Linked DNA regions of Homo sapiens: region 2 is linked to region 1. The links are chromatin loops, found by intact Hi-C in ENCODE. Cell type or tissue: PC-9. All regions are shown on one strand. Links, peaks and the distances in the headings refer to the core of each region. The heading gives the core; the rest is flanking DNA. Region 1 has its middle 86 kb from the start of FOXB1. Region 2 holds the start of FOXB1 (forkhead box B1).

What was found. Peaks named below come from ENCODE experiments on the same cell type or tissue, not always from the same donor. Only the 100,000 strongest peaks of a DNase experiment are listed, where the experiment ranks them.
Region 2: a loop joins it to region 1, with 5 times the contacts of the local background. A loop is called at or near these places in 7 of 110 quality-filtered maps.

The regions. Positions count from the first base shown.
Region 1 is chr15:59,913,470-59,922,944 of GRCh38, reverse strand. No RefSeq gene overlaps it. Among named protein-coding and RNA genes, the nearest start is that of FOXB1, 86 kb to the left of the region's middle. RefSeq lists enhancers at 3,100-3,209, 3,270-3,319. In PC-9, for the core only: a CTCF peak has its summit at 5,220 (motif pointing left); DNase peaks (open chromatin) are centred at 3,414 and 5,234; H3K27ac peaks cover 1,997 bases.
Region 2 is chr15:59,999,881-60,009,355 of GRCh38, reverse strand. FOXB1 (forkhead box B1) reads right to left here and starts at 5,045. Exons shown (of 2, transcript NM_012182.3): 1 at 4,713-5,045; 2 at 1,912-4,449. The coding sequence starts at 4,392. The coding sequence ends at 3,415. RefSeq lists enhancers at 1-376, 2,753-2,872, 2,953-3,032, 4,849-5,364 and a silencer at 2,452-2,746. In PC-9, for the core only: no CTCF peak of the experiment used is centred there; a DNase peak (open chromatin) is centred at 2,765; H3K4me3 peaks cover 3,049 bases; H3K27ac peaks cover 2,950 bases.

The DNA of each region.
Region 1 (9,475 bases), core at 2,531-7,530:
AGACTTATTTTCTTCATCTGTGGCAAAAGTGCTCCCCTCAAAAACTCTTGGAAGCATTAAATAAAATGATAGGTGTGAAAATACTTTGTAAACCATTTAACCTATGCTTCCTGCCCTTTTTTCCCAAGGGACACTATACCATAACCCGCTATATCTTTTTTTTTTAGATCTACCCGTGTTAAATGCAACATCTTAGAAACTTACAATGTACTTTGACATATTAAGGACTCTGAGCCCGGACATCATGGGTCACATCTGTAATCCCAGCACTTTGGGAGGCCAAAGCAGGACAATTACTTGAGCCCAGGAGTTCCAGACCAGCCTGGGCAACATAGTGAAACCCTGTCTCTACAAAAATAAAAAAAATGAGCCAGCTGTGGTGGCATGTGCCTGTAGTCCCAGCTACTCAGGAAACTGCGGCAGGAGGATCCCTTGAGCCCAGGAGTCCAAGGCCGCAGTGAGGTAGGATCGTGCCACTGCATTCTAACCTGGGTGACAGAGTGAAACCCTGTCTCTAAAAATAAATAAATAAATAAATAAATAATAATCTGAGAAGTCCTGAGAAATAAACTCTGTGGAAATGTGTTCAGTGCAAAGTTTCACAAGCTATTTGACCACAGATTTGTTTTTGTTGTTGTTGCTGAGATGGGGTCTTGCTTTGTTGCCCTGGCTGGAATGCAGTGGCATGATCTTGGCTCACTGCAACCTCCGCCTCCCAGGCTCAAGTGATCCTCCCACCTCAGCCTCCCAAGTAGCTGATACTACGGGTATGCACCACCATGCCCAGTGAATTTTTATATCTTTATTTGGTAGAGAGAGGGTTTCACCATGTTGAACAGGCTCATTCTTCATTTAATACCTAATGTCAAGTTGTGCTGCAGTCAGCTTTAAAGGCCTGAATCCACACAAGTCATTCTCAGGGCTTTGTGAGTGGCAGGGTGCCCTTCTTGCCACCTCCATCTGCCTCAGCCCTCTTCTGTGTTGACAGGTTCCCCCAAAGGTTAGCAAAGATGACCTCCAGCAGCCCAAGACTTCTGCTCAGGAATCTAGCAAAAAGAGCATCTCTTCCCCCAATAATTCTAGAAATGGTGCCAATCTCATTCATAAACCCTGAGTTGTGCTCAATCTTTAAGCAATGGCTGTGGGCAGGGGGAAGGAATTCTTTCACTGGTAAGGCCTAGATCACATGCTCACTTCTGGAAGGAGGAAAGGTCGGTCGTATCTAATCCAGGTGGACTGAAAACAGAAGTGGATCTCCAAAAGAATAATGTTACAAAATGGGGGTATTGGCGGTAGTGAAGGAATTCCAGACAGGCAAAAAACCCAGGAGCACTCATATCACTTCTCCATCATTCCTCTTCCTAGGGCAGAGGTTTTTAAACTTTGGTATACATAGGAATCCCCTACAAAATTTATGGAAAATACCAATTTCAGTGCCTTACCCTACTTCTAAGATTCTGATTCCATATTCTGAGATATTGCCTGGAAATCAGTCCTTTCTGCAAGCACCAGATACAGGTGGTCCAAGTATCATATTTTCAGGAATAAGGGCAATAAGAAAAACACATTTCTAGCCATTCTCAATCTTTGCTGCATGTCAAAATAAACATTTTTTTTTTTCTTGAGACGGCTCACTGTCGCCCAGGCTGGAGTGCAGTGGCATGATCTCTGCTCACTGCAGGCTTCGCCCCCTGGGTTCACGCCATTCTCCTGCCTCAGCCTCCCAAGTAGCTGGGACTACAGGCGCCCGCCACCTCGCCCAGCTAATTTTTTGTATTTTTAGTAGAGACGGGGTTTCACCCTGTTAGCCAGGATGGTCTCAATCTCCTGACCTCGTGATCCGCCTGCCTCGGCCTCCCAAAGTGCTGGGATTACAGGCGTGAGCCACCGCGCCTGGCGAATAAACATTTTTTTTTTTTTTCCAAATCAGATGCCTGAGCACTACCTGGCAATCTTTCAAAGCAACATTTGCAAGGGTAAGGCTGGCAAAGTAGATGTGGATCCACAGGTATTTCTAACGGGCCCTAAAGCAGCGATTCTTGACATTTACTATGTATATGAATGAGCTGGGATCTTCTTAAAATGTAGATTCCGATTCAGCAGTTTTATGGTAAGGCCTGAGATTCTGCATTTCTAGCAAGCTCTGAGGCAATACCACTGGTGCTAGTGCATGGACCATGCTTTGAGCAGCAAGATACTACAGGCTGAGGGCCACCCTGTGTATTCGATTTGCACATTTCAAGGTGTGTCTGAACGGGCCAACCAGCCTGCCAGGGTGCATAAAAAGACCTGTTTCTAATAGGATTTATTCATAGTGATATTTCTCACTTTCTTCCAAGATGTGTAGAGCTTATTTTACTTTATTTTATTTTTATTTTTCCTAGAAACAGGGTTTTTCCATGTTGGCCAGGCTGGTCTCCAACTCATGACCTCAAGTGATCCGCCTGCCTCGGCCTCTCAAAATGCTGGGATTACTGGCATGAGCCACTGCACCCAGCCTAGAGCTCATTTTAAAGTAGTTCAAAGTGAACACAGTCCAGCCTCTAAAAGCTGGAGTACGCATGTGTACATTTTTTATTTAACTAACACTTTGGTGCTCCAGGTCTCACCTAGACTCTGGAAAGACAAAGAAAAGTGAGACAGGATCTCTTATGGAGCTCACAGTGGGGGTGAACCATCATCCTGGTTCGCTCAGAACTGCAAGTGTGACTTTAGCAGTCACACTTTATCAGGGAAGAAAGACATGTAGGCCAATTAACTATATACAATTAGTGAGGGCAGAGGAGGAGTGATATGGCTTGGATATTTGTCCCCTCCAAATCTCATGTTGAAATGTAATCCCCAGTGTTGGAGGTGGGGCTTAGTGGGAAGTGTTTGGGTCATGGGGAGGCAGCCCCCCACAAATGTCTTTGTGCTGTCCTCGAGATAATGAGTGATCTGTCATGAGATCTGGCTGTTTAAAAGTGTGTGACACCTCCTCCTTCTCTCTCTCTCTCTTCTTTCTCTCTCTTTCTACACCTCAGGTGATTCACCCACCTCAGCCTCCCAGAGTGCTGGGATTATAGGCATGAGCCACTGTGCCCAGCCCTGACTTACATTTTTAAAACTCCACTCTGGCTGCTGTGTTGAGAAGCAACTGTGTGGTAGGGGAAGGGCATGAGGAGGAAGACTGGTTATGAGGCTGTTACAAGAGAGGATGGGAGCTCAGACAAGGCTGGATGCAGGGGAGTGGGTTTCTCTCTGTGGGTTTCCCCAGTCCCTGGAGAGTCGAGGCCCTTTCAACCTCTGGAGAACTGACTTTTCCAACTACTTGGGTGATCTGGGCAGATTTATCACCCTCCCAAGGCTTCATTTTCATCATCTGTAAAATGCAGACAGTCATATCTGCCTTTTCTGACTCATGAGGTTCTTGTGAGAATTGAATGAGATCACCGCTGTGGAAAGCATAGAGCAAAGCAGGAAAGAAAACAGGTATGAGTCAAAAGCCACCAGCGAGACCTCTAATCTGGCAATACCAAAAGAGAAATGCTGCTGTCTCGTCATTGGCTCAGACCATTCATGAAAGGGTGCTGCCGAATTTAAAGGTTAAACCCTAAATCATAGATTGAGAGGAGACATTGATGATTATTTGGTCAAGATCCACATCTCTCAGATAAAAGGAAACTGAGATGCAGAAATGAAGGTTGCTTTCCCGAGACAATGCAGTGAGAGGTGGAGCCACGCTAGAGTCTCAGTTCCTGGTCTTCCTCTGCCATGCGGCCCATCTCAAAGTCCTGTCAAATGTCTCAGTCTCAAAAACTAACCAAAGCACAATTAAGATAAAAGGAAAAAGAAAGCTGGGTGCTGTGGCTCACGCCTGTAATCCCAACACTTTGGGAGGCTGAGGCGGGAGGATCGCTTGAGCCCAGGATTTCAAAACCAGTCTGGGTAATGTAGTAAGACCCCATTTCTACTTTAAAAAAATTAAAATAAATACATAAATTACAAAAAAAGAAGGAAAAGGAAAAGAAGGCGCTCAGTTATGAGGTGTACAACAGCTTTGTAGCTTGCAGGTGCATAATAGAATTTGATCTTCCCAATGACTCCTGGAGTTTTCAAATACTCCCATTTTACAAATAAGGAAACAGAGATTTGGGAAGATCAGCCAAATGATCCCACATTACACAGCCAGCAAGTGGCTAGGAAAAGATTCCAGCTCATATCTCTGGCTTTCCCCTGCATTTAATGAAAACCTTTGGAGAGAGCTGAAATTGGCTTAATTTCAGAGAGTATTATCTCTATTGTTCTAATTATTCTCCCTGAGTCCTACAGGAGAGGATTGGAAAGAATGTTTTTTATTTGTGAGTGTAGTCTAGTGCTTATTAGAATTTCTGAGCTTTCACACTGGAAGTTTCAACAGGCTTACTGTGATGCTTTTGAAGTGCTGAGTGTAAATTTAAGTCTCAAAAACATTCTCAAGCCAAGTGCACTGATATATTTTTAGATAATAGCAGGAAAAGTTATGTAAGTGGATGCTTTACAGAGGGACACACACTGAGGGTCACATGCTGCAGTTTTCTGAACTGTAAAAGCAAAGAGAGAATGTATGAGATGAGGAAGGGACCCGATTTTGGTGCAGAGACCAGAGGCAAAACTGCTGTTGAAAAAGCAAACCTCAAAGACCCATCCTTGCTGTTCATCTGGGATATACGCTATGTCCTTTGGTTTTAACTTCTAAGTGATGTATTCATTTGAATCAAGAGAGCTACAGGAAGGTTTTAAAAAGCAGAACGGTTGTGCTAGAACACAGAACACAGGGGAAGGAACCCTGAGTTTGAAATGTCCGTGTATTCTTGGGGCCTAAACATGGCTAACATAGGCTTTGAATCTGCCCAATGAATGCAGGTTCCCTCCCCGTGCGCTTTCCCTTGACAGCAGACACAGAGGCCCGGGAGCTGTTGGCTTACCAACCCCTAGTCCGTTGGTCAGATATTGGGGGTCCTCAGGCCATGAGCCTGTGGGGTGAGTCCCCAGGGCCCTCCATGACCCTGAGAGCTATAATCCCCTCTGACCCCATGCTGTGACTGTGTTGTCACTACTGAACTTTATCCTGTTTCTGATTTGAACCCTAATCCCAGAAAGACTGAAGTCCCATCATGAATGCAGCTTAATCCTTGCCAAACCCGTCCCTGTGAGGCCCAGCCATCTCACTGACCCCAGGCATACCTCTCCAGGTACCACCCCACACTGCCACCTTCTGGCATTTCTGATACGTTCACTCTCAGCCGGCTCTGGCCCCACCCTCTCCACTTTATGGCTACACTCTGCAGAGAGATAGAATGCCTGCCCACGCCACTCTAGCCCTTTGGGACGTAGGTGCTGGTTGCAGCCTAAAGTAGGGTTAGCTCCTTCAGTCACTCATTATCCCAGTAGCTACCCTAAAGTTTCATCAGTCTCATGTTCCAAGCTGCATATATTGAGGCAATCTCAAGATTAGTAGTAATTAGTATAATTAACATTCATTGAATGAAGGTTTTATTTTAGCTGTTTGACCTTAGACAAGTTACTTTTACCTCTGTGATCCTCATTTTCTCATCTACAAAATGGAGTCGTAATAGTACTTACTTTATTCTGAAATCATTAGTTGAGTGGCTACATGTGTGAATTATAGTTCTATTTTAATTTGTTTGCTTGTTTTGTTTTTTTGAGATGGAGTCTCACTCTGTCACCCAGGCTGGAGTGCAGTGGCATGATCTCAGCTCACCGCAAACTCTCCCTCCTGGATTCAAGGGATTCTCATGCCTCAGCCTTCCAAGTAGCTGGGACTACAGGCAAGCGCTACCATGCCCAGCTAATTTTGTATTTTTAGTAGAGATGGGGTTTTGTCATGTTGGTCAGGCTGATCTCGAACTCCTGACTCAAGTGATCCACCCATCTCAGCCTCCCAAGGTGTTGGGATTACAGGCGCGAGCCACTGTGCCCAGCCATAGTTCTGGTTTTAGGAAAGTGTATGTAAAGTGCTTTGCAAAGCCTGGCACCTAACCATACAATAGTGGTAGTATGTGTAAATATTAATCATCCAGTAGTAGTGTGTACCAGGCACTTTTCCAGGGGGCTTTGTATACATTACATTATTAATTCTGAATACTTGAAAGTAAAGAAGTATTATACCCATTTTACAGATGAAGCTGAAACTTAAGGCTTCTAAGTAATGCCTCAAAACCACACACTTGGTAAGTGGGTAAATGGCTGGAATTTGAACCCTGGTGCGTTTGACTCCAAGGTTGACCTCTTAAGTCATAAAGATGTGGATGACAATGAAAGCTCTGAATGACAGCTCATTATAACAATAGAACGCTTGATGGTCAGGGATCCTCTGTGATTAATTGCCTCAGGAATGGAACAAATAGTGAGTTTTGCAAATAGTAAATACTTCAGCAGTGCAGAGAAAAAGACCATTATTTCCACAGGCTTAATAACAAAAAGCTTTAGGAGAGAATTTTTCGCTAGCTTTTTATCAAAGGAATACACGTATGGTATAGAAAAAATTCAGAGACTTACTTTACTCCTAGCTTTATTTTACTCTTTTATGCTTTTGTTTTTAAATCTATTTCTAACTCTTCTTGCTACCTCACATGCTGCCAGCATTACTCTGTACTGTTGTTACCTTTGGTAAAATAATCTATTCATAGCCGTTAGGATTACAAATGCAGACATCCTCTGACCCAGCTTTTAAGACTATTTTTTTTTTAAATAAAACACCAGTATATATATGGAAGTACGTTTCTTGTAGCATTGCTTACAGTTGGCAAAACAAATTCAAATCAAGACAATGCCCATATATATCAATAAGAGGATACTTGTATAAATTGAGACTCATTGATTGTAGGAGTCATTATATGCCTATTACAAAGAATGAATTAGATTTCTCTACAATAATCTGAATTAAACTGTCTTCAAATCTTAACAGCTTAGAATTTGGGAACCAAATCTACTTTAATAAAAGGTGAAGTAACATAGGGAAAAGTAAAAACGTGTGTTTGTAGTTGATCCAAAAAGACATTGGCACGAGCTCAATACCGGGAAGACATAACTCAATAGTACCTTGTATGAAATGGGTAAGGGCGTGGTAGCTCATTCCTGTAATCCTAGCACTTTGGGAGGCTGAGGCAGGCAGGTCGCTTGAGGCCAGGAATTCAAGACCAGCCTGGCCAACATGGCGAAACCCCGTCTCCACTAAAAAGAAAAAATGATAATAACACAAAAATTAGTCTGGGGTGGTGGCACGCACCCGTAATCTCAGCTACTTGGGAGGCTGAGGCAGGAGAATCTATTGAGCCTAGTAGGTCGCACCACTGAACTCCAGCATGAACAATAGAGAGAGAATCTGTCTCAAAAAAAAAAAAGAAGGAAGGATAGGGAATGGAAGAGAAGGGAAGGGAGGAAGAAGGGAGGGAGGGAGGGGAGGAGGAAATGGGTAGAGGGCTTTTGTAGATTGTAAACTGAATATAACCTAAAGGTGTCCAGGCAAGAAAGCTAATGGGTAGTTTAGGCAGGTCTAGAACTTTTAGAAGAGGAGGGAAGATCATCCTGCTATTCTGTATGTTGACCCCATCGGAGAATCACGTTCAGTTTAAAACAAACATGTTCACCAAGGTAATGAGGCTAAAATCATGCCATTGGAGAAATAGCTGAAGGAACATACTTCTTTCTTCTGAAGAAGAGCAGACCCAAAGGACACTTTGGTCTTTTGTCCCCAAATTTCATGTCACATGGAAGCAAAATATTAGACTTTTTCTATGGAGCCTGAAAGCTAAAACCAGGACAAGTGAGTGGGTAGAAGTCAACTCAGGAGAGAGGTTTAGCCCAAAATAAGGAAGGCATTGCGAGCTATCAGAGCTTGCCAAGAACGGTATAAAATGGCTTGCTCTAGAGATTCCCTGGAATCTCCAGATCAGCCATTGGATCCAAGTCCAAGAGGCTTGTTGTGTCTTAAGCAAGTAACCTCTGGAGTCTCAGTTTCCTCATCCATAAAGATAAGCAAATCTACATTGCCCAGTTTATAGAATTGTACAGAAGAATAAATTATATAACATATGTAAAAGTACTAGGCAATCAGGAACTATTATTACTGTATTGTCATGATTTGCAAAATTAACAAGGAGCATGATTTCTTTGGTCCTGGAAAACTAGGACTACCAAAGACAGGACCATTCTGAGAATTTAATCTTAGACTTCTAAGTACTTTTTAGGGTATAGAAGTAAATTTAAAAAAAAATACCATCCTCTGTAAAAAGCAGGCATTGTTAGCTTTTCAGAAAACTTTTTGGAGCCTAAATTTACTTTTCCAGATAAAAGAAGTAGAAAAGGAACTTGGGTGTGATGAAGCATTGGCCCAAAAGTCTTTCTTAAGTGTAACTTTATTAATTAATTAAATTAATTACTTATAACAAATTGAACATTCTTAGTTGCTAATTACAAAAGCAGAGAGGGCTGTACTTGAAGATGGAGGAGCTGAGTAAAGACTGGTTTAAGGACTCAAAGATCGTTAGCACTGGATGGGATCTCAGAGAAGACTGAATGAAAAAGAAGGATCAGTAACGATGTAAAGTCGCTCACCCATAACTTTATTGCTCGTAGCAGCCCTGGCAATGCTCTCCTAAGGCTCATGCTTTGGTGTCCTGGATTTGATTTCTAGGCAGGATCAGAGGAGAAAGTAAGGTAAGGAGGAAAAAGAAGGGAAATGTAGAAAAAGAGTTCTTTGACTGAAAAGGAATCATTTCCATTACCCACCCCCACCAAAGAATCTAACACATGCATAAATATGTGTGGGAAATGCTTGCTTTTTAATGGAGGCTATCACATGGAAATGGCCACTATTTGAACTCTATTCTAAGGAGAAAAAAGTATTAAAAGGTAAAAAAAAGGTTCATGTTCCAAAATGTTTATTACAGTACCATTCCCAACAGTGAAGAATCAGAATAACCCTAGTGTTCAGTAAACAAGAGGATGTTTAAGTAAATTATGACAAAGCCTACCAAACATTATACAACCAGTACAGATGGTGTCACCACGATTGTGAAATACAATAAGCAAATGCTTTGTTCTAGTGACAAACGGAGGGAAGACGGTGTTGGGGGCACAGTATTGATTGGAGAGAAGATTTCAAGTCATAATCTATTGTACTCGAGAAGGGAAAGAAAAGTAGATTTGTAGATATAAAATGAATTAAATTAGTAAATTATAAAAAGATGTGAATTCCAAGAAGACTTTATAAAGAGACAGACACATTAAGGAGACATGTGCAGAGCTGGAATAGTTTGTATTCTTTTGACCTCAGGAGTGAGAAAGCTAAGAACAGCGTAGGGGCTACCTGAGTGGGGTTACAGCTTCAAGATAGGCCATACTGAGTGCTCCCCACTCCCAGTGGCTTGGACAAAGAGGTACTCGCCTTCTAATGAGAAATACCACGTGCAAACTTGGTGAATGGTAATTA
Region 2 (9,475 bases), core at 1-5,000, 89 kb before region 1:
GTGTATTGACTTTGGACTTGAGCCAGGTGAAAAGATTTAACATGACAAAGAGAGCCATTGAAGGTATCATAGTTATAAACTTCCTTATTTGTGGGGCACTTCAGCTAAACAGGGCATAAGTCTCAAAGCTGGGGGGTGAGGCGGGGATGGAGTGGGGTGGAGGCATGTGTGTTTGGACTGCCTTTGGATTTCTGATCAAGGTCAAAATATCATCAATGGATTTTTTTTTTTACTTTACTCATTCAACTTTGTCTGAGAAAAGATGCCTGCATTTGTGAAAGGAGGGCTCACAATGCCCAAGTTATTTCATTCTTTGCAATACACCATGACGAACTTACCAGCTGAAAAGAGCATTTTCAAATACTGAGTTGAAATCTCTCCTTTGCTAAAAATCAGAAATAGGATCTGTATCTTATTTACCTCTAGGTATTAAATGTGCAGATGTACACATCACTCATCTCTGAATTCTAGTGCCTGTTGTAAGAGGAACATTTATTTAAGCTGATGATTTATAAAATGTTTGAGGCCCGTGTTAGCCCTCTATACTTCTTTCATCCCCAGCTTGAATTCAGTGTTACCAAATTCGATGAGATTAGCATATTCCAGAGATGGCCTTAATTTTCTTTTGCAGGAAACTGTGAAAACATATTTAATTTTTTTTAAAAAAATGTATATGATTTCTTGTTGAGAACAAAGTTTTAAGAGTTTCCTAGCCCAGGGCGGTTAAGTTTTCCAGGCTTTCTTTAGCTGATCTTGTTGATATAATTGTGAATTGGGCTTGATGAATGAGTTTAGTTGTCCCCTGTCTGACGAGCTTTAGTAGCTTCATGCATTTTAATCAGTCCAATGATTCATTTATTTTCCACTTTTTTTTTTTTTGGCTGTGTGTGGGATCCTTCTTTTTAAAAAATGGTCAGAACAGGATTAATTACCCTTTGCATTAATCCTAAGTTGTTTTTCAGGTAGTCCTCTAAATATATAATGGTTGCAGGTGCTAAGGATCCTCCTATGAAGTACAGTGATTGTGGTTTCTATGTGGCTCCCTCTGTGTTGCACAAGGGTCTCTTGTTTAATCATTTTACACAGTAAAGTGTTAATCACCATTTAAGTTACTCTTTGCCTTGTAACTTCATTAGGTGAATACACATCTCATTCTGGAAATATTGTGACCCTTTCAATAAAGTGTCAGTTAGCCTTGCGCCATAAATTCTCGGCAAATTTTAATTCTCTGCAAAAATATGAAGAAAAGCAAGTACTTAAAGTCAGGCATTTGAAGTAACTTCATTCATATCTTTAAAATAAGTGCATCAAGCATTATCTTCTCAGAGGAAGGAGTGAAAGAAATCTGTTCAGTTCAAAGTGAACAGGTATCTGGACATGAAGGTGAACCTCTAGGTAATTTCTATTTAAAAAATTTTAACAACCGCAATAATTTAAAGGAGCAAGGAACTGAATACTCACACTAAATAAGATGCATCAGAATATAAGCATTGAGTAAGCAAGTCTGTTTTTACTTTTTAAGTCTCCATATTTTCTACCTGATTTCTACATAAGCCTTATATTTATAAGTGCTATATTTCATAAAATGTATATTTCAATAAAGACAAAAATACATATAAAATACTTATTGTTTCAAAAACAGGTTTTCTTTCACCACTGCACCTGTGCACCTGATCTTTAATAGAAATAGTCTGTTTCCTTTTTCCCTATACACAAATACCTTCAAAATTCTATCTGAATAATTTCTCCCACAATCTCCAAGTGCATAAGAGGAGGTTTGACTGTTTTCACAATATGATATGAAAAAGGCAAATTACTCAGTGTATTGCAGAAAGCATGTTTAGGGAAGCATTACATCCATCTTTTGCAAAATTATTTGTAGCAACTCTTCAAAAACACACAAAACTAAAATTTGAATTTACATATTTTAATGAGAAAATATTATTTGGACTAGGTCATAATTTAATGTAGACACCCTTTTTTTTTAAATCCTTTGTTTTAAAACAGGCATGCTGGGAACAAGAACATCAATATTTAAAATGCCACGCTAATTCTGTACAGGGAGGGAAAATGAAAGGTAAAAATTTTACAGCTCTGATGACACTACAACTTTTTTTTTTTTTAACTTAAGCAGGTCACACCAGAACAACAGTTCGTTTTCCAGCCAATTATCTAAGATTCTAAAGGAATACAGCAAACAAAAGTGCATTTTACACAGTGTATAATCATTCCTATTCACAAGTATTTACATCTCTTTGCAGCCCTTTAGCTTCTTGGAAAAGTTCTGGTAGCAAACAGAAAGACTTGTCCGTGGGAGAGCTATCCGGTGACATCCCTTCATGTTACCAGTCAGCTTATCTAAGTTCTTCCCGGGTTGCCCTTGATGCTTTCTTGGTTTGGGCTTATTTCATTTTCTTTCCTTCTTTTTTTTTTTTTTTTTTCCCAACAATAAAATAAATAGCTAAAAAGGTCTCTAAGTCATCGGAAAGTTAACATCCCAATTAACTTTCCCATCCCCACTTCCCTCCCTTTCTAAACCTGGCCAGAAATGAAGAGTAAACATTCACATTACAACAGGTACTTATAATGTGGGCTTTGCCCGTTCGTCCGCCTAGCAAGACAGATTCAAGTTCACTGTTTACATATTACTGGGCGCTTTGTAAACAATACAAGGTTACTTTTAGTTTTGTTTTGCTGTGTGAGGACGAGCGTCGCTTTCTCAGCTTGGCAGCCTCTTTCCTAACTCCCAGCGCCTGGAGCCTCTGGAAGGAAACAAAACCCCAAACAACAACAAAATCTCCGCAGAAGCCTAGGAGGCAGGGCCGCAACCCCGGGAAGCTGTGGTCGGCCCAGCCCCTGCCGGATGGGCGGAGGCGAGTGGGGTAGGAAGATTAGTGGCTCCTTTTTGCTGCAGATTTCCAAGACGTAAAGAGATCCGGCCCTCCCCTGCGCTGTTGCAGCCCTCGCGGGGAGGGGGTGTGGGGGGGATCTGTTCCTGGAAACATCTGAGGCAGTTTCTCTAGTCTTGAAACTGCGCAGAGTTCGGGGCTCCGCCGATCTGGGCGGAGGGAAGACGCGCTTTTCTCGGCGAAGAGGGGGTGACAGGGTTTCCCCCGCCGGTCAAATAGGAGGGGGTTTCGGGGCCTCAGGGAGGGGATGGTTCGGCTCAGGTGGCCCCGGCCTTCCTTGATGTGGGGGCGAGGACAACTCCCACGCGCCTCTCGGCCCATCTGCAAGTTTGTGTTTGGTCTCCTGGGTCCAAAACAAAGTTCTCTTGGGGCAAGGCGGGTTGGCCGAAGGTGAAATGAACAAGTTAGGGTGGCGGTCCCAGGTGGGGGCCGGCAGGACTGGGAGCCAGGGAAGGCGAGTGAGGTGGTGGGGAGGAGAACGAGAGGGGGCGTGGGCTCCTGCGGGTCAGTGCACCGCCACCGAGTGCAAGGCGGAGGCCGGGCTGGTGAGCGTTTCGCTGGGGGTGGCGGGGCTGCTTTGGCTGGTGGCTGTTTGCGAGGACGTGGGGCTGAGCGAGGGCGGCGAGTTCGAGAGCAAGGTGGGGATGGGCGCTGGCAGCGCAGGCAGCGCGGGCACGGCGGCCGGCGTGGGCTTAATGGGCACGGGGATGGCGGGCAGCGTTTGGCCCGCCGCGTGGCACAGCGGCTTCAACGGCACGCCGTAGGCGCTGTAGTCGCCACTCGCCATGGAGATGGGGGTGGCCGAGTCGATCATGCCGGCGGAGCCATACACGTGTGGCCAGCCGGTGCCCAGCGAGCTGCCCATGGTAGTCAACTGGTTGGGGAGCGGGTAGGCAGCGGGCACCGGCTGCATGGCGGAGAAGGCCAGCCCCCCAGGCATCTTGTATTCCCGCGCGATGATGTTCTCGATGGCGAAGGGGTGCTTGAAGCCCGAGGGCTGCGCCACGCCGCCCAAGTTGTAGGCGGCGGCGGGCATCTGTGGCAGGTGCGTGCCCGAGGCCGCCAGCGCGCTGAGCCGCAGCTTGGCCTGCTGCTGCAGGTACTGCGCCGCGTCGGCTGGCTTGCTGGGCGCCAGGTGGTCGGACTTAAGCACCTTGAAGCGCTTGCGGCGCCGCAGGAAGCTGCCGTTCTCGAACATGTCCCCGCAGCTTGGGTGCAGCGCCCAGAAGCTGCCCTTGCCTGGCTGGTCCGGCCGCCGCGGGATCTTGATGAAGCAGTCGTTGAAGGAGAGGTTGTGGCGCAGACTGTTCTGCCAGCGCTGCGTGTTCTCCCTGTAGTAGGGGAAGCGGTCCATGATGAACTTGTAGATCTCGCTCAGCGGCAGCATCTTCTCGGGAGAGCTCTGGATGGCCATAGCGGTCAGCGAGATGTACGAGTAGGGCGGCTTCTGGTCGCTGTACGTGTTGCGGCCGGGCCGAGGCATCTTCTTCCTCGCCCTCTTCTTGCTCTGGGTCCGCGCGGGCCGGCGGACTGCTCGGATCTGGGAAGGGGGTGGGTAATAGGGAAAGGTAGCATGGATGCACAGAGACACCGGCGGGGTCAGCCAGACCGAGTAACAGACTTCGGGGGTCGGGGGTGGGGCCTGCGGCGCTCGATCAGCCAGCGCCCGGACTCTTTCGCCAGCAACTTTGCGGGCTTAGTGGGCGCGGGAGGGGAAGCCGGCGAACGGCGCGAGGATAGCCGGGAAGTAAGTCGGTACTGGGGCCAGAATAGGGGGCAGGGACGGAACAGAGAGCTGCTCACCTTAAAGTTGCTTCAAGTTGCGCGTCCGCATCCGGGAGGACGCCGCTGCGCGCCGCTTCTCTCTCGGCGCGCACTCGACGCGCACTCCGCGCGCAGCGTCCGGGTCCGGTTGGACTCGGCGCGAACCTGGGCTCTTGAGCTCAGCCCCGCAGCGTCCCGTGCCGCCCGGTCCGCGACGCTCCTGGAGCGTCCTGCGGGCGGCCGAGCTCGGCTGCGGAGTCCCGGCGCGGATGGTGGCAGCGACGTGTTAGGGCTCCGGAGGGCGCTGCTGTGGGCTCCGCGTCTCCGCTGAGCTAGGTGGCTGCCTCCATGTCCTCCCTCGAACCATCTGATAGTTTTAAGCGGTGACAGGAGCAGAAAAGACCCCTGTAGCGGCGCTTCATTAATGTGCCACTTCTTAGCTATCATATGACAATCGCCTTGGGAGGAGGAGGAAGAGGAGGGGGAGCGGGGGCTGCAGAGGGAGGGGACTGAGCGAGAAGGGAGAGCCCGGCCAGCTCTGGTTTCTTTCACACCTATTTACATGGACACCTTGGCCAATAGGAATCACTTCCAGCTCAAGACTGGGCGAGGGGGAAGAGCCTCGGCCACTGGGCAGGCAGCTGGACGCGCCGGCCGGTGTGCGCCGTGTGAAGGTATGAGGAAGCGGCCGCCGCGGAAGAGGGAGCCAGGCGACCACTCACGTTCACAGATGGAGCAGCCGCGCGGATGATGTTTGACATGGAAATTGCTTGGCTGGGGTATTCTGTTTCCTCTGCGTTGTATCCGGTTTGTATCGTTAGGTAACTTTAGGCACGGCTTTCCCCTGAAGCCGACCCTTTTCCTGCGCTTAGCACTACCCGGGGTTGGTTGCATGGGTTATAATAATGAAAACACACCCTTGCCCCCCAGTCCCCGGAGAGTTAGGTCGAAATTTGACTTGACTTTCCTATGCAGCTGCTTCAGCTTTGTATAGTTAGTGTGTAGCTTTGAAAAAGTGATGGGGTTTACAAATACTTTCAAAATGTGATTGGACATCCCCATGTAAGAACCCATTTTGAATGTAACTGTATTGACCAAATTTTTAAAAATTAAAATAGTGTATCTGGGCGAAGAGTCCAGGTATTTGCTTTAAAAGTCCTCCGGGAATTTGGTTGGACACAGGATGGAGGCTCAGGAGCTGTTGGGGCAAATGTTGTGCGGACCTGGGGAGGGCCTGAGTTTGTTTGACACAGTTTATCACCAGGTAAGCCTCAGGGGCTCTCGCTTTTCCCAGGTGGTTTGAAACTTTAGGACTCAGGCACATCCTGGAAGTTTTCATTTTACACCCGGAACTCCCCTTCCCAGCCCTCCCACCCCCCCAACCTCCCACCCCCCATCCCCCAACTGCCGCTTTTTTTGGTATGGAGAACTTATTTAGGATTTAGAGTGTAGCAAAAGCCGCCTGCGATCCCACTAAGACAGCAGTATCTTCTACAACTTGGGGAAAGAACCATAGAGTTTTCCTTCTTGGGGAGCGGGGAATGTGCCTTGGGTCACTCCGCCTGGTGCGAGCAGCAGGCTCCCTTCGGTTCGGATTCGCCTTGGAAGGGTTAAATGAATCATTATTATTATTATCATTATCCTCATCGTCGTCGCTGCCGTCATCATCATCATCATCAAATTGCTATGAAATAAATAGTGAGTCGACCCCGCCTGCATGCACGCACTCTATAAGTACACACCAGGAGTTCCCACGGGTTTCTGCACATTCTCCGACCTTTAAGGTTTTTAAAAGACATTCATTTTACTGCGTTGTTAAAAACTCAATACTTACAGCCCACACAGAATCATCTTCAAAGTCCAGAAATGGGAGAACTTTTTTTTTCCCTAGACGTGGTGATCGTAGAGAATTCTGGGTGTTAAGTTTCAACACTTTAAGTGATATTAGAGCATTATTAGTGGAGCTGTTTGGGGTTAGCATAAAAAAGATCTTTCAGCGCGCGAATGCACACACACACAAACACACACACACACAACTTCATTAACTACAGTTTCGGAGGCGGTCAATAACTCACCAAAACGTAACTTAAACACGATGAATTTAGGAGATTAAACAATTTCATTAATATTGAAATGGCTCTGGCTCTGGGCTGCCTCGGTTGAGATGCAAGCGCACGTTTTTCAATATTAACAGAAGTGCTTGAAGAAAAGAATAATGTCACCTTCTTAATTCGGAAAAAATAACTGGGAGGAGGAGATGGGTGCGAGGGGCTGGGGGAGGGATGTTGACCTGTCTCTGGGGGTATGGCTCGAGAAGGGCAGATAAATGTATTGCCCTTCTCAGCAGATAAACCACTTGGACTCGGGTGGAACCTCTGCCAAGCTTTGGCCGGAGGCAGCCGTACTCATCCCAGCTACTCGCGCTTCAGGTCATAACGAGGTGCGGCGTTTGGGGGGTTACTTTGTGCGGCCAGATTCGGATCGAAGGTCCTGGGGAGGAAGGAGCTGGGGAGTCCAAAGAGCTGGGGAGCTTGGGAGATCCGTGATGAGGAATAGTGGGCAAGGCTTGTGTTTCCCAGAATGGAAAGGCGCTGGTCCACAGCTTTCCTGCTCCCGAGTACAGCTGGCCTCGGTACAAAACAGTTACTGTGGGCAAGGCAGGAGCGCTCCTGCTGTGGAAGGGTACCAGCATAGACTCCCCCAGGAATTTTTAGGATCCTCTTAGTAAATATGTGCATCCGTTCATACTGATACGTAGACCGATAAAATATCGTGGGCGGCTGGAATTGGGATGTAGATAGGAGTGAAAGCTCTGCTCCGTTCCCCCAGTGACAGCCAGGAAGATTCTTTTCTAACCGGCATGGGTGCGTGTTGAGGGTGGGGAATAAGGAGAGAGAAGTGTTTTCTTATTTTAACAATTGGCATTTTGTTGCCCTGCAAAGAGGCCATTGTATGCCTGTCGAAATCATTGCTCAGAGTAAACAGGAGATTAACTAAATTCTAAGAGTAAAAACGTTCGGGTTAAAAAAAAAAGTCTGAAGTTGGAATAAATCTTTGTCTATCTCCCCGGGAAAGTTGTCACCCCCAAGTTTGGAACATGCGAGGATACAAGTAGGAATTTGTGTCTGATGAATCTTTAAAGTTTGGCTAGTGTGGAGATAGGAGTTTGACGCATATTGCACACGACCAGGGTTACTTAAGTAAACCGAACCCAGTAGCACAAGTTTGCCTTGGATGAGGAGAGAAGTTGTGAGAAACACATTTAAAACTTGGGCTTTGCTACAAAGTTTTATCTTGGTTCTGCTGGAGGTCTACAAAGCCCAGGGCGGGGAGGGAGGATTTGCATGTTATTGACAGCATTTTAAGACTGGTATTACGAAAAGGAGGAGGGAAGGAGCACTTTCCAGAAATCTTGAAAAGTGCATCAGAGTCTATTGTGCAGAACCCAAAGCAAACACGGGGTGGGGGTGGGGGGGGAGGCACATCCGACCCGGTGGCTTAGGGAGTTGTTGGGAAAACTGTATAAAATACACATAAGTCAATTATACCCATGTGCAAACCAAATGGAAATCTCTTTCGTGCAATAGCCATTCATCGCCTCCGCAGAGCCCACCACCGACCACCTTTCTGCTTGGAGAGTTCGCAATAGCCTCTTTTCCCACAAGCTGGACCACACACGGCTACAGATTTCGTAATAATTTATGCTAATTTCCCTCCATAAATCCACAATTCGCTTCAGTGGCACCCGGGTTGCTGAGGGAGTAAAAAGGAGACAGAGGGGTGACAAATACAATATTGATTTTGATTCCTTCTGTTGTCAAGCAGGTGTGTGTGTGCGTGAAGGGTGGAGCTGGGGCTTTGGGGGCGGGGGCTCCAGGAGAGGAAATCTGTCCCTAGTCTCTGCCAGCCCCTCCATGCACACTCCAGAAAATAACGCGCCCTGGTTTGTTAATATTTACCAAACATAGACGGGAGGCGGAGGGAAAGTACCCGGCAGCTTCCGAAGGTTTCCTAGGTGCCAAAAACAATACCCGTCGTCCCCACTTGGAAAATGAACTCTGCGCTGCCTGGAGCGTTTCGGCTAAGCCTTCCTTTGCCCGGTCCTCTTCTTTCTCCCTGAGTCTCCCTGAACTCCTCTCCGCTTCCTCAGTCTGAGTCTCTCCCTCCCTCTCCTTCTTTCCCCTCTCCTACAGCACTCCGGTCCTTCACTCCTCTTGACTACACTTTTCTCCTCTCCCTTCTGCTTTTTGCATCTCCTTTACCAAATTGACAGTGAAATGTGCTGAGGGAGAGGGTCGAAGGCTGGTGCGCCGTCGATATCAGGTTTTAGGGCCTTGCGAGTCTCCCCTGCCCCGCCCCACCTCTCCAGGCCGCCTCCCGCATTTGCCCCAGTGCTGCGCTCGCTCTGGGAACCCGCGCTAACGCATCGCGCCTCTTTGTCCCATCAGTCATTCTTCAAATCTGCACTTTGGTGGCGTGAAACGACTTAGCCTCCCTTTCAAAAGGATTTCGTTCCTGGGGTATTCAGCACTAAAACAAACTCCCTCAGCCTGTCAGTGGTCAATTAAAAAAATGGCCATCCCGAGTGTCCTGGGGGCTGTTTGTCCTCGGAGTCTGTGCGCCTCCCCCACCAGCCCCCCAGCACCGCAAGGCCTGGCTTTAACGTGCTGGATTTCGGGACCAGAGGGAACTAGCTCAGAAAGTTCTCCTTTCCCGGGGTCACCGGACAACATCGACTTGCAGGTTTGGGTTTTGGGGGCGGGTGGGGGGCAGAGACGAGCACCCGGCGCATGTCAGGGGAA